Linked DNA regions of Homo sapiens: all the other regions are linked to region 1. The links are chromatin contacts, found by Hi-C or POLR2A ChIA-PET in ENCODE. All regions are on one chromosome and are shown on one strand. The core of a region is the stretch at or near the end of the contact, and the rest is flanking DNA. Distances in the headings are between cores, read along the strand shown.

Region 1 (2,700 bases), core at 2-2,501:
ATCAATCAAGAAAAATAGAAATGAAGTGATCTTGTTCATTTGGAGTAAGAGGATAGGGAACATCTGTGGTAGTGAAAAATGTGAGTTAGAGTAACATTTTCAATCTAGGCCTATTTAAATTAGTTACAATGGTCTAGCCTTTGCTCACACTGCAATTATGTTCTAGGAATACAGAAAGATTCTTAATTGACATAATTTTGTTCATGGTATTAATATCTTTTTACAACCTGAACCTAGCTCTTGATCTAATAATGATTTATAATGAATTAATAAAATCTGAATTTATCTAAAATTAATGTGCTTCCATAGAAGAGCTACTATATACCTTGAACAATATCAGTTCTTATTAACTAAATATACACAATATTCAGATAGTTTCTAGAACAACTTAACTCACAGTCTTCCAATTGCTGCACAATGAAAAGTTTAGGAAATTTTACTACAGGTTATCATCTGCAGTAAATAATCTCTAGGTGGGAAAATCGGTAAAAACATGAACAGCTTTTGCTTTTTTGGTGTTTAAAACAGTTTTGGCATATGATGCTTCCTAAAAACAACTAATGTTTATATAGAATTTATAATTTTCAGAAACACATTTTCATACCATACTTCACTTGATTCAGTAGCCATTTTGATGAGTAGGACTCATAGTACTCTAATTCTTCTATGGATAAAGAAATTTGGGCTGAGAAAAATTAAGTGACTTACCTAATACTTTTAGTGCTTCCAGGCCCTTTTGGTAAAATGCTTCCTCCAGGCTAAGTGGAAGAGTTTACAAATCTCAGCACAGTGGCTGACTTTTCTTCATAATAAGATCTCACCCAAAGAATAATCAAGTAAAAGCCATAACAAGCAGGTGTGTTTGAAGCACCACACTAAGTGATAGATCCAACCCTTGAGCCCAGGTCTTCTGCAGCCAAAACACTCTAACCCTGGTGTCACAGCCGCAAAGAAGTACAACAGAATACAGTACATATAGACTATCACCCAACTTAAGTACTTTACAAATATCAATTACAATGGAACTGTAATGAAATGTCCGGGAAACTCCCCATGTGAAAGTTTGCCAGCACACCCCAAGCTGTATAAAGGATGGGAAGCCCAGAAGCCTCTTCTCCAAGTCCCTCTCCTAGGATCCTTGCCAACCACAAGGCCAGACATAGGCAAACAGCCTGGAGAGAGCAGGTCTCCCAAACCAGATCTTACCAGAGAGCAGTGCAGGGTCCACAAGCACAAAGAGCTGATTCCCACTGGCTTCTGCCTTTGACGACTTTCTCAAGCCCTGTCAAATGTGTGTCACTCAATGTGGTAATGGCTGCGGGCCAAGATAAGGCAGTAAAATTGAAGAGTCAGATTCCTCCTCTTTCAACGACAGCAGCATGTAAACCAGCCCCACAGCACCCGTCAAAAAAAAAAAAAAAAAAACCCACAATACAAGTCCCTATGCTGACACATGCAGTGTCATCACTCAATGGGGAAAACATCCTGCCAATCCTGCAATGATGAACCCAGCAAAAGTCATGGATAAGTGGGGTAGGGAAGAGAACAGGGGACGAAGGTGAAGGTAAGAGGAAAATATTTAAAAATTTTAAACTGAAAGGTTTTAAAGATCAACAACTTCAGGTGTTATGAGAAAACTGAGGCCCAAGGAAATCAGGCACACGAATAGAGATTGTGATCACAGGCCCAGGAGTTAGGTTGTTCGGATTTGAGTCCTATACAGTCTTGGAGTCCTATACAGTCGTGGACTCATAACTCAACCTCTTTAAGCTTCAGTTCAACCTTGTACAGAAAGAATAATAAAACTCACTCCATAATTCCGAGGATTAAACAAGATAATGTACGCCAAGTACTAAGGACTGGATGTAATAAACCCTCTGTAACGATGACAATGAAAACAGCAGGTGACCTTACAGAGGGCTTACTGTGCCCCAGGCTCCATTCCAAACCAATGTTAGCCATCGCCAGCACTGCTGCTATTGTTAAATGACTCGCCCAACGTTGCGTAACTTGTTCGTAGAAGTCTTGGGACTGGAATGCAGATTTCATGAAACCACTGCATTTCTGTCATTTGCAGAATCTGGTTTCAGTCATTGTTCAAAATGCTAAGTAGAGTCATGTGCTCAGCTACAGTGCCCAGAAGGCAGATTCTAAATCCTCTTCATTATAGATATAGGTGCATTCTGGCCAAAGTACCAAGACCATTCCTCAGAACGTATGAACGAAAAAAGAGCCCCAAAACTTTATCTATCCTTCCTTCACTTGTCCCAGACCAGACATGGGCTGGTGACAGACAATGAGTGGTCCCAATGAAGACTGGTGGAACAAATTGATCACATGGAACCCCCCATCATATTCCATACCATAAATCCATAAAATGGATTTTAGGTATTTGCCATGGAAGAGCCACACCAATAAGCCATAAGAAATCAGACCTTGAAAAGTGCTGTGCTAAGCAGCTGGAAACCCACAGAAGAACCCAATAATTGTGAGGTTAAGTTCATACTGGAATTAGTTGCTTGGTAAAAACCTCACCCCATTTTTAGAATGTGAATCATAAAATGAGGTTTAGAATCACCACAAATGAGTGGTGACTCAGTATCAGCAGGAGGATTGACCAACAGATGCTAAAAGTTTCATTGAAGTCTTGGAGTTGCCATTTCAGAGAGCTACTTCTTTCTCAGCATTATACAAAAATTT
Region 2 (2,700 bases), core at 198-2,697, 70 kb after region 1:
TGAGCAAGTTGCTTAGCTTGTCCAAGCCTGTTGCCTCATCTGTTAAATGAGAATGACATGACTAGTACTGACATCCTGGAGTACTGAAGATTAAATTCAATAATGGATGTAAAACACTTAGCATCTGTCACATATTGTGTTCAGTCAATGGTGAAGATGACCCGCAGAGGAAAACAGCCTCTTTCATTTCAGTCTTTCATTCATACTCATCTTTAAATTCATTTTACACTTCAGGGTCTGGAAGATAGTAGGTGATTAATAAAGGCTGTTGAATGAATGCCCACATGAAACCTTATGTTATAAACTTTATTTTAAATTTTGAGACAGGGTCTCACTCTGTCACCCAGTTTGGAATGCAGTAGTATGATCTTGGCTCACTGCAATTTCCACCTCCCAGGCCCAAGTGATCTTCCCACCCCAGCCTCCCAACCTTCCAGGTAGCTGAGACCACAGGCGTACGCCACCATGCCCAGCTAATTTTTTTTTTTTTTTTTTTTTTTTTTTTTGTAGAGACGGGGTTTCACCATGTTGCCTAGGCTGGTCTCAAACTCCTGACCTCAAGCGATCTGCCTGCCTCGGCCTCCCAATGTGTTGGGATTACAGGCATGAGCCACTGCGCCCGACCCCTTATGTATAAACTTTAATATTGACCTCTTTAACATAAACTTTACTTATAAATTGTTTGGAGTCAACCATTTTAGGACAGTGGAATGTTGTCATTTCCACCAGGAAGCCTTGTAAAGGGTCTGGTGTCAGTGGAATAAAAAGTCAATTTGGTTTCTTTTGGCACTTAAGACCTCCCACAGCTGGACAGGACCTTAAGGACCATCCCCAGTACCCAGTCTCTTGATGCCTATGAGAACCCTGTACAGCGAATGACTTGTCTGGGGTCACCCAACCACTGTGAAGACTCGACTGCAGTCCAGAACTTTCTCGCTATGGCGTCCTTCCCGTTTTCCTTCGCATAGGGCCATTCAGTGGGGCTAGGACTGACTATCACTAATCTGTTTGGGAGGGGATTGGGCAACTCAGAAGAACTCATGCGAGGATCAAACGGTTGGTTGTGTCTGGATCTTTTTTTTTTTTTTTTGAGACGGAGTCTTGCTGTGTTACCCAGGCTGGAGTGCAGTGGCACGATCTCAGCTCACTGCAACCTCCACCTCCTGGGTTCAAGCCATTCTCCTGCCTCAGCCTCCGAAGTAGCTCAGATTACAGGCGCGCACCACCATGCCCAGCTAATTTTTGTATTTTTAGTAGAGAAGGGGTTTCACCATGTTGGCGAGGCTAGTCTCGAACTCCTGACCTCGTGATCCGCCCGCCTCGGCCTCCCAAACTGCTGGGATTACAGGCGTGAGCCACTGCACCCAGCCATGGACCTTTCCCTTATGCATCTGTCTGATTTGTCATAATGGCCTGCCCTGAAATGGTGACTCACAATTACAAAGCCCCTTTAAGTAGTGGCAATAGGTCAGATGACATGGAGTTTCATTTCTCTGTAAATTGGGGTTTCATCTCTGTTCATGGGTTTCTCCTCTATTTAACTGCTCGAAGGCACAAATGTGCTCTCTTAACTTAATGTACTGTGTTGAGACTCAATAGATTCTTTGGTTTAGCTAATGTGAGAACACAAAACATCAGTCTAGTTATGAGGCTTTAATTACTTTTAAGTCTCAAATGAGTGATGAAATACAGATACCAATTACACAAACTTAAGGCTTCAATTACTTTTTCCTCCTTTTGAAATAAAGGCAGTTCTTTACAGGCCCAGTGTGGGTGCTTTCACCTACAGCACATACTTCAGCTACGGTCCAAAGAAGGCTAAAGGGAAAATACCGTGCTCTTCTCAGCTCTCGCGGTCCTGGAAGTAAATTTCCATGCACTGAAAGAAGTAAGATGGGCTGGGTACAGTGGCTCACACCTGTAATCCCAGCACTTTGGGAGGTTGAGGTGGGAGGATCGCTTGAGACCAGGAGTTTGAGACCAGCCTGGGAAACATAGGGAGACCCTGTTTCTACAAAAAATAAAAAAATAGCTGTCCGTGGTGGCACACACTAGTACTCCCAGCTATGCAGGAGGCTGGGGTGGGAGAATTTCTTGAGCCCAGGAGTTTTGAGGCTGCAGTGGGCTCTAACTAAGCCACTGCACTCAGCCTGGACAACAGAGTGAGACCCTGTCTCAAAAAAAAAAAAAAAAAATTTAAGATGTTAACCACAGAACATTGTCCAAATGATAGGTCAAAGAAAATACATGTACAGGTTAGAACAATTCAAGTAAATTCTTCATTAGTACTTAAGGGAAACAAAATCAGCTGGAAGGCTCCCCAACCCCTCACTACCATGCACTCACACACGCACGCACAGCCAGCGTTAGTCTCTACTCATTTCAGATTGCATTTAGAACAAAAAAAGTTCAATTAATCAAATTTTCCTAAGAAAAGCATCTACGAGCATGGCCACAGATGAAGGGTGAGGAAATGCAGGTGTGCAAACTCTGAAACCCACAGCTGGGCTTTCACATCCTGAAATAAATCTGTTTCCAAGAACAGAGATTTCTGTTGCCCACGTTTGAATCTTGAATCGTGTAAAACTCAATGACATATTCATTTTCGAAGTTAGAATCCTTACTTGGGATACCTGAATCTCTTATCTCCCAAGACTTATGAGACATTCTTTCCAAGTCCGAGAGGTGAATTAACGAGGT
Region 3 (2,700 bases), core at 158-2,657, 76 kb before region 1:
GTACACTGTGTTTTAGGGCAATTTGCTGCAGCTCTAGAAACCTGGATATGTTAAGCATAGGCTGCTCCGTACAGGGAATCCTTAAGTTGCCTGCACAGAGTTGCCTAAAACAAACCTGTGCTGCATATTCAGAGTCATCTGGCATAGGTCAAACCTTCACAGGTGTCATGGCAGTGCCTCAGTTTGGGCAATTTCTATTGCATTTCCCATACCGCCCTCCTATAAAACCCCTTAGCTTAGCATCCTCACACTCTGATGTAATTCCTCAAATTAACTTTACATGTAGCCTTGTCTTTCCTACATGTTTATGAATATCTTCCCAGGTATTAAAGTTTGGACTAGGCCAAGAACAGAGGCAGCAACTTTATTCCTTCACATGTCAGTGCAATCAACGGCTTGTGTTTAGAATAAATATTTGAGACACACAAGCCTGTTAACAATGCAGTGCTTGATTACTCTGAATTACTCTCTCACCCACAGCAACTGAGGGAGAGGGCCTTGGCACCAGCTCCCTGCACAAAACCTGCTTCCCAGCCTCCACCATTTGCCTCCCGACCATTCTCTCAAAGAATTCTCAACACACTATACAAAGATCTCAGTTTTCTCCCTTAAATGCCACACAAATTCCACATTGAACACAGACTTTTTTCTTCCCATTAGCACCACAGATTTAATTCAATACCTTCATGTTCACAAATATTTAATTGGACTTACCTTGTAACTCTTTTCCTCAAACCCCACCTTGCATCTTCCGTTCCACACTGAACTCCTTTAAATAAAGGGTCTCTTTTTGTTTGTTTTGAGACAAAACATCACCTTGGTCTATTACAAAGCTATCTTGACACTTAAGCTACATTTCAATTAGTCAGAGGTGCCTATCTATTAAAATGTCCACAATCCTTCACACTTTTTCTTCCTCAAAACCTATTTGGTAAGCAATGTAGTTTTTTGTTTTGTTTTGTTTTTCTACAGTGCCAAAAGGGTACATTGTACTAACTAGAGGTAATTAGCATGTTAAGTTTTCTTCCCAGGCCAGGCTATCGGGTTACAACTTCTAATAAACCCTCCTGCGAAAAGACATTTCTTTGTCTGGGGACCACCGAGAACTAACCAAACAAAACACCTTCAATTGTCTCAGAAATTCTGCCATCTAAACACAATCAAAAAGAAAAGCCAACACCAAAGCAAATAAAATGAATGAAGCGTTCCTGCTGCGGGCAGCCCTTACCATTGGGAGCAGAGGCCCCCTCCGGACCCTCGCCGGGGTTCTGGCTCCTCTTGGGCTGGGGTGAGGGTGGCGAGGGGTCCAGGCGGTGGGTGCGGGTGGAGGTATGCTCCGAGCATGCTTGAACAGGACTCACTGCCGTCTGCCTGCCTGTCTGCCACTCCGTCCTCTTGTCTGGGTGGGAAGGGCCAAGATGAAAAAAAAATGTGCAGGTTACTCACTGGCCTTCTCTGGCGGGCAGACACACCCAGGAGGAGGGAGAGGCCAGGCGCAGACAGGAGAGTCTTCAGAGGCTGAGCCTGAGATCTCCCTTCTGATTTCCTTTTGTGATTACTTCCTGAACTTTAAGCTCAGTCTGCATGGGCATGGGTACTTAGGGAGGCAAATAACACTTGGGTAATTAGATTCTAAGGGCTTAATGCAAAGGTTACTTCAAAAGGCAGTGCTTTAGCACACATCCTTTTGCATTTCACTCTGAAATTTGTTTCCTCCGAGTTAGAGTGTTAACACTAGCATAGGAAATGAGAGTGAAGGGTTACTCTGGGGCAGGGGTCTGGAAGAGCCTGGAGCAAGCAAACCTGGATGTGATTTAAACAATGAGTTTCTGGAGTCACTTTTAGGCTGAATTTTAGAGAAACAGGATTCTCAACAGTCTCCCAGTGCCTATGGACTTTGCCTTGTCCAAGGGGCACATTCTTGAAGTAGGCATCTAGAAATCAAGATTTTAGAAATGGATTCACATTGAAAGTTCAAGAACTTATTTGATAGCCTGACCTCTGATTAATCCTGAAATGAAGCCTTTCACAAATGGATAATAACTTGTTGGTTTGGAGGAAGCATGGGTGTTCATAAACAAAGGCATGGCAGTAATACAGCTGAGGGAGATGGAGCGGAGGGCGACGGAACAGGTACTTGCCTCAATTAACCCTAAAAATGTGCTTATGAGGGAGGATAACTGTTCCTCTTTCACATGTGAGCACACTGAGACCCAGAGGTTAGGGAACTTGGCTCATGCTGGGCCAGCTAGTGAATGGGAGACCCCGGATTTGGACCCAGGTTTGCCTGAACCCAAGACCTGGTATCCTCCCACCATACAGCCAGGAATGCCTTTCACCACTCCAACACTCACCTTTCCTCCACCTGCAGCTGACCTAAGGCTAGATACCTTTCCTTAAAGTTTTATAACTTTTCCAAAACTGATATGCCATGAAATGTAATTCTGTGGGTTTCTAGTAAGTGCAATAAAAGGGGGAAAATGTACTATATAGGTTTCTCTACCGTAGCTTCTCATAGCCTTTTGTATGCTAATATACATTGTGACTCTCCAAGTTCAGGACCTACAGTGTGCCACGTTTCCCTTCCCAAAGAGGGGAAGGGATCTTCTGAATTTGGGAAACAGTATTAAAGAGATGTGTTGTTTTTTTCTCCTCCTCTTTTTTTTGAACTTATAAAAAATTCATTATAAAAAACTTCAA

What was found. Hi-C counts contacts between places; a loop is a spot of excess contacts on that map. ChIA-PET counts read pairs that join two places held with the same protein, here RNA polymerase II (POLR2A). Pooled maps may share reads with other maps.
Region 2: a loop to region 1 is called in a pooled map, with 5 times the contacts of the local background. The contact joins the enhancer-like site here to the promoter of STON2 in region 1. A Hi-C loop is called at or near these places in 4 of 50 pooled maps. POLR2A ChIA-PET finds 5 or more read pairs at or near these places in 5 of 52 experiments (A549, B cell, IMR-90 and 2 more).
Region 3: a map of mammary epithelial cell shows a loop between it and region 1 (4-fold over the local background). The contact joins the enhancer-like site here to the promoter of STON2 in region 1. A Hi-C loop is called at or near these places in 7 of 168 maps with a recorded cell type or tissue (CD14-positive monocyte, Calu3, MCF 10A and 3 more) and 2 of 50 pooled maps. POLR2A ChIA-PET finds 5 or more read pairs at or near these places in 3 of 52 experiments (HEK293, MCF 10A and T-cell).

Annotation. Positions count from the first base shown.
Region 1 is chr14:81,399,073-81,401,772 of GRCh38, forward strand. STON2 (stonin 2) reads right to left here and starts at 1,252. Exons shown (of 8, transcript NM_001394390.1): 1 at 1,207-1,252.
Region 2 is chr14:81,468,809-81,471,508 of GRCh38, forward strand. No RefSeq gene overlaps it. Among named protein-coding and RNA genes, the nearest start is that of LINC02308, 20 kb to the left of the region's middle. RefSeq lists an enhancer at 1,718-1,777. Within about 2 kb of position 1,448, at least 3 of the 41 ENCODE cell types and tissues checked have a DNase peak (open chromatin) inside an H3K27ac peak, as active enhancers do.
Region 3 is chr14:81,322,789-81,325,488 of GRCh38, forward strand. STON2 (stonin 2) reads right to left here. Exons shown (of 8, transcript NM_001394390.1): 5 at 1,229-1,399. Among named protein-coding and RNA genes, the nearest start is that of STON2, 76 kb to the right of the region's middle. Within about 2 kb of position 1,408, at least 6 of the 41 ENCODE cell types and tissues checked have a DNase peak (open chromatin) inside an H3K27ac peak, as active enhancers do; they include mammary epithelial cell, where a contact is called at or near this core.